2 separate regions of the Mus musculus genome follow, and region 2 is linked to region 1. Evidence: chromatin loops called from intact Hi-C (ENCODE). Cell type or tissue: heart. All regions are shown on one strand. Links, peaks and the distances in the headings refer to the core of each region. The heading gives the core; the rest is flanking DNA.

The links. Hi-C counts contacts between places; a loop is a spot of excess contacts. Peaks named below come from ENCODE experiments on the same cell type or tissue, not always from the same donor. Only the 100,000 strongest peaks of a DNase experiment are listed, where the experiment ranks them.
Region 2: it touches region 1 in a loop (7-fold over the local background); 3 of 42 quality-filtered maps call a loop at or near these places.

What each region holds. Positions count from the first base shown.
Region 1 is chr4:6,687,215-6,690,038 of GRCm38, reverse strand. It overlaps Tox (thymocyte selection-associated high mobility group box), which reads left to right. Exons shown (of 9, transcript NM_145711.5): 8 at 1,069-1,220; 9 at 1,578-2,824. The coding sequence ends at 1,614. Among named protein-coding and RNA genes, the nearest start is that of Gm11802, 12 kb to the left of the region's middle. In heart, for the core only: a CTCF peak has its summit at 1,245 (motif pointing left); a DNase peak (open chromatin) is centred at 1,208.
Region 2 is chr4:8,004,021-8,006,844 of GRCm38, reverse strand. No RefSeq gene overlaps it. Among named protein-coding and RNA genes, the nearest start is that of Gm23860, 180 kb to the right of the region's middle. In heart, for the core only: a CTCF peak has its summit at 1,475 (motif pointing right); no DNase peak of the experiment used is centred there.

The sequences.
Region 1 (2,824 bases), core at 8-2,507:
AAAAATCAACCCTCCCACCATCCTGCTTAGTTTAAGGAATATGTCAGTAATATTTCGCCTTCCAAAGCTACTTGAAACTAAATTGTGCATGGTGCATTTTGAATCTTGATTTCTTGGATGTTAAAAACCATGGCTAGAATCTGCTGCAGAGACAGCCATGAGATTAATTCCGCTTCTTTCTGTGGTCACTTCCAACAAAGCCTGCTTCTGCTGCTCTTGAATTCACCTGATACGCTAAAAATAAATTGTGTATAATGTGTTTTGTTTACCAGATATAGCTATATACTTCAGAGATTCCGTCCTTGAATTTTTAATAGCTTTGCTGGGATTAAAAGTCAACACTTCATCACTAGTGAATTAAAAGAATCTTCCTGAAGTCTGAGTATTGTTTGCCAGCTAAGAGAGTTTTCAATTAAAAATATTTTCTGTCTTTACATGTTTTAGTCCCTATGTTTTCCAATGGCTAGTTGTTTTCTGTCTCTGTATTAGTCCAACAACTGATTTAAAAAAAAAAAACAAAACAGAAACAACTCTTTGGTTGAAATTTTTAGCTGATAAGAGAAATACAAATAAAGAAAAAGCAGCAGATGGTCCCATTGTGACTGAATGAAAAAAAGGGTTTTGAGTAACAATGTGTGAATAGGTGTAGCCTAATAAAACACTCAGCCACCTGCTGCCTGAATCCTTCAGGAAGGCTCGGTCGCTTACTCTGGGGCTTAACCATTAATGTGTGTTAGGTTGATAGAAACCATCAACTGTGAGAAGCTTACGTTCATTCTCCCTTTGCTTACATTGAGTTGGCTTTTCTATATTTTAAATTGTTTCCCAACTCAATGTATCTGCCAAAGGGTGTAATGAAAGGGTTTTGGACACCTGGTTAAGCGAAGGAAAGGTAAGGATAATGAGGTGATGGGTGTTTCTTTTTTACTCTAAGTCAGGGAGCCCCTTCCGCTGGTTCCTACAGAAGTGAGGTGGCCTACCATATTTGCGGGTGTGGATAACTATGTCTCTGCTCTTTGCTTTAAAAGGTACCGCCTTTTCTCAAATGTAGATTTGCTTTTCCTTCAGGGATTTACTCTTCAACCCGACTATCAGACTATTATCAACCCTACATCTACAGCTGCACAAGTTGTCACCCAAGCGATGGAGTACGTGCGTTCTGGGTGCAGAAATCCGCCCCCACAGCCCGTGGACTGGAGTACCGACTACTGCAGTAGTGGGTAAGCGGCCGGCCATCGCCACCTGGTGGTGGAGAGTCTCACAGCATGCGCCTCCGTTCGGGAGTGGGGCCTCATGTCCAGGAAGGCTTCAGAAAAGTAACTTACATACATACATACATACATACATACATACATACATACATACATACATACATACATACATAAAATGTAGAGCCATCATCTTCTAGTCTTTCCAAGAACAAATGCCTCCATGTTTCTCTTTCCTAGGGATTTAGGTCAACTATCTATGCGCTTGAGCTAGCACAAATAATACTAGCCTCACCACCCCAACTCCCTCTGCCACCCCCTCCCACTGTGATTCTGATTTTCTTGTAACCGTGTTTTCTCTCCACACAGGGGCATGCAGAGGGACAAAGCGCTGTATCTCACCTGAAAATCTCGACACCTCTTCTTTCCACTGAGGAGTTCAGGGAAATCTTTTCACCATGGATTGCTTTGCGCACTCAAAGCAGTTCTTCATTTGATTAGAAAATACAAGTTACTAAGCACTTAGGACCATGTGAGCTTGTGGGTCACCCACGCTGGAAGAAATAGTCATGCTTCTTTATTATTTTTTTAATCTTTTATGGACATTGTTCCTCTTCCCAGAAGGAAGTGTGGACCATTCTGATTTCTGTTGGTTTTGCTGTGAAGTGCTGCGGCTCTAGTAACTGCCTTAGCAACGGTAGATGTCTGGGGTAAACGGTCCTGGGTTTTCCATTGGTTTTCATAATGGGTGTTTATATGAAACTACTAAAGACTTTTTAAATGGCTTGATGTAGCAGTCATAGCAAGTTTGTAAATAGCATCTATGTTACACTCTCCTAGAGTATAAAATGTGAATGTTTTTGTAGCTAAATTGTAATTTGAAACTGGCTCACCCCAGTTTGTTGATTTCACAGAGGGATTAAAATTGGCAAACATTCATATTTTTACTTCATTTTTAAAAACAACTTACTAATAGTTCTATATTTTCAAAATACTTGAAAAAATATTCCCAAATGATTTTAATTTAAAAACAATTTGGCTTTGTCTTATTGATCAGACAAAAAAGAAGCTAGTATGGAGGGAAGCGCAAACACATTTATTTTGTATTGCAGAAAAAAAAATCCTTTTTTGTATCACTTTTGTGTAATGATTAGTAAATGTCATCCAAGTCCTGTTATGGATAAAGCTGCCAAATGCTCACTGGCATCTTAGCTGCAGAAACAGGCCGGAACGCGCTAGCTAAGTGCTCCTCTTTATCTATGGCTCTGTGTTACTGTTTCTCCATACTGTGTCTGTATTTAATCGTTTTCTTCTTTTTTTTATGAAACTTGTTGCGCCTATTTATGAAATAATAAATATAGGTGTTTGTAAGTAAATTTGTTAGTATTTGAAAGAGGTTTCATTGATGTTTTAATTTTTGCTGGCAAAAAAAAAAAAAAAAATCCATGCTTGGTGTGAGTACTTATTTAGTTTTTACAGTGACATGAATAAAACCAAATCTGCTTTTCATTTAGTAGCAAACTAGAGGAACGAATCTGTATTTTTGCATATCTTTTGTTGACATAAATGAAAAACAATTCTACTTAGCAATCTTCTTTTCCTGAGCAACACAACAG
Region 2 (2,824 bases), core at 320-2,819, 1.3 Mb before region 1:
CTTTTTACTGCAACACTATTAATAATGATTGTTTACTCAGACTACACATCCACCAAGAGATGAATGAGTAGAGAAAACGAGGTCATGTATATTATGCGACTTTTTTTCAGTAATAAAAGAAAGTTAAACTATGTCATTTTCAAGAAAATGGCCTAAACTGGAGATTATTGAGTTAAATCCATTTAGCCAGACTCAGAAAAACAAATCTCACTTTTTCTCTCAGATGAGGTGTTCTAATTTCAATGTAAAAAACGTGAAAGTAGAAGAGAGACTGGAATGTGGGAAAGAATGAATGGGGGCAGGTAGAGGGAAACAGGAGATGGTAACATGGGCTAATTAGTACATGCTATATGGAGAATTTTATTAAACCCATGATTTGTGTAATTAATATATACCAACAAAATGCAGGAAGAAAAGACTGGGAGTGTGTTAGAGTGCTTGTTTAATGTTTAAAACCCTGGGTTCACTCCTCAGCACTATGGGAAAATGGGGTGATTTAAAACACACACACACACGCACACACACACACACACACACACACACACACACCAGCAAAGTAAAATGACAGTACTCCCACAAATAAGAATCTTTAGGATATATACATATGTTGACTTCTATTAGTTTTCCCTATTGTTTTTATTTTTGTATTTATTTTCAACTGATCCACAAAGTCAAAACTTGTACATATTAATATATTATTTTGTGTTAAAGTATTTATCTTTTCAACATTTATCCTTTCTTTATGGTGAAAACTTTCAGAATATTTTCTTCTAGAGCTTTAAATGTGCAATATGTAATCTATAGTTATCTTAGTAGGACAGCATGCTGGATTCCTGTCTATCTGTAACTGTGCCCAGTGAGGAACGATTCTTTATCTTTCTATTCTCAAAGAGGAATTTTAAAACAGTGTTTATGACAATGTTTAAGTGTATATATGTTAAAAGATGAACACGAGAAAAGACACAGATGATAGAAAATAGAGGCAAATGAAAATTTCAGATACTAAATATTGAATTTACTGTATATTATGAAAAAATAAAGCAAGCAGTTAAAATGAGCTTGACACTAGAAATCTAATGCAGAAGGAAGGAGAAGAGGGTGGAGGGAATGGCTGAGTGGCCTTCTTAAGCATGTGTGAGCTAAGACCGAGTGGCTACAATATATGTAATAGAGTTTCAGAAGGAGAGAGAAGGGATGATGGGTAGAAGAAATCCTTGCAGATAATGACCAAAGTATTTCTCATCTTAATGAAAAGGGTAAGGCTTAAATATATGAAGAAAAATTAATCACAATCAAATGTTTTTAAAGTCAGTGAGAAATACAAAAATATGGAAATGATTCTTATTAAAATGGACACACTTTCCACACTGCAAGGGTCCTCAGCTTCAGCACTGTAGGAAATGTGCAGATAATTCCTTGATTGAGGGAGCATTCTTGTATTGAGAATGTTTAGCAACATCCTTCACCTTTGCCCACTAGATGGCAGTAACAACACCCCTCAGTGGCAATCAAAGTGTCTGCAGATGCTGTCTATTTCCCTTGGGGAGAAAATTGCCCCCTATCAGGGATCACTGTCCATAGGAGCACAGATGAAAATAATTTCAGAGTTCTTATGAAAAATTTGCAATCCGGATGACAACAGTACACAGCTTCAAAATGTCAGAGGAGGGGACTGTCAAATTGATATTCTGTATTCCCTTAAAATGTTCCTTAGAAAACCCATTTTTATTTCAATAAAACTACAGCTGAGAGAATTCATTGCCAATAATCTTGCACTATAAGCAGTGTGAAAGAAAGTTCTCCTGGCTTGAGGGAAACGATACAAGTAGAAACAGTTTTATAATGAAATAATGCCAGATATGGTGAATATGAAGAGAAAAATATAAAATGCCATTTCCTCTGATATTTTTTATGTCCTTAAAATATTCTTGTCAATTTCGATCAAAAGCAATACTGTACACTGTAAGATTAGTAGCAATGGGACAAAGAATGGTACAGAGGGAGAAACATGTGCTATGCATGAAGAGGTTCTCACTTGAAAGCAACTTGTGCTAAGTTATTGTAGATATTCATGCTACAAACTGTCCAGCAGTCACATTAGTAAATACATATGTTGAGTCAGAGATATCAAGGATGGGATGTGATGAAAGAATTACTCAGTTAATGCAGAATTCCTTGGTGGAGAGGAATGAAGAATGGATCACGTAGGAAATGCACAGACTTACATCCAAATATGTCAATGAATATGTGAAATAAAGTAGTCTAAATATTCCAGCTTAAAAACAGAAATAACCAGACATCAAGAGTTAGCTGTATGCTTTCTAAATGTAGAAACAGTTTTCTCCAAAAAAAAAGGGGGGGGGTGGTAATTCTCTACTGCATCAACAATATGGCTAGTGTCATGAAAGATTCTTTCCTAAAGAACACTAACATTTTATTTCATTTTTACATTATAATGTTTTAGCCTCATTACATTTTAATCTTTGAGGCTGAGCAACACAGGCATATTTGTAAAATTGTGAAAAAAGTGAGCACTGGGGACAGCTGCGAGGAGTTGTAGATTGTCAAAGGAAACATCAGGTTTTGCCCCAGAGATTAACCACCCTGAACCGGCTAGTCCAAATAATGCCAGTGGCAAAACACCACTCCCCTTGAAGAGTGCTTCTTCCTTTGTTTTTGAAAAAAATTCAATATATTTGATCATGTTTTCCCTTCTCCCAGTTTCTCCTATTCACTTCAACGTTATGCTTTTCTCTCTTTCAAAAATAAACAAATAACAACAACAGAACAAGAAACCCAATCCTTGCCCTCCAAACAACACAAA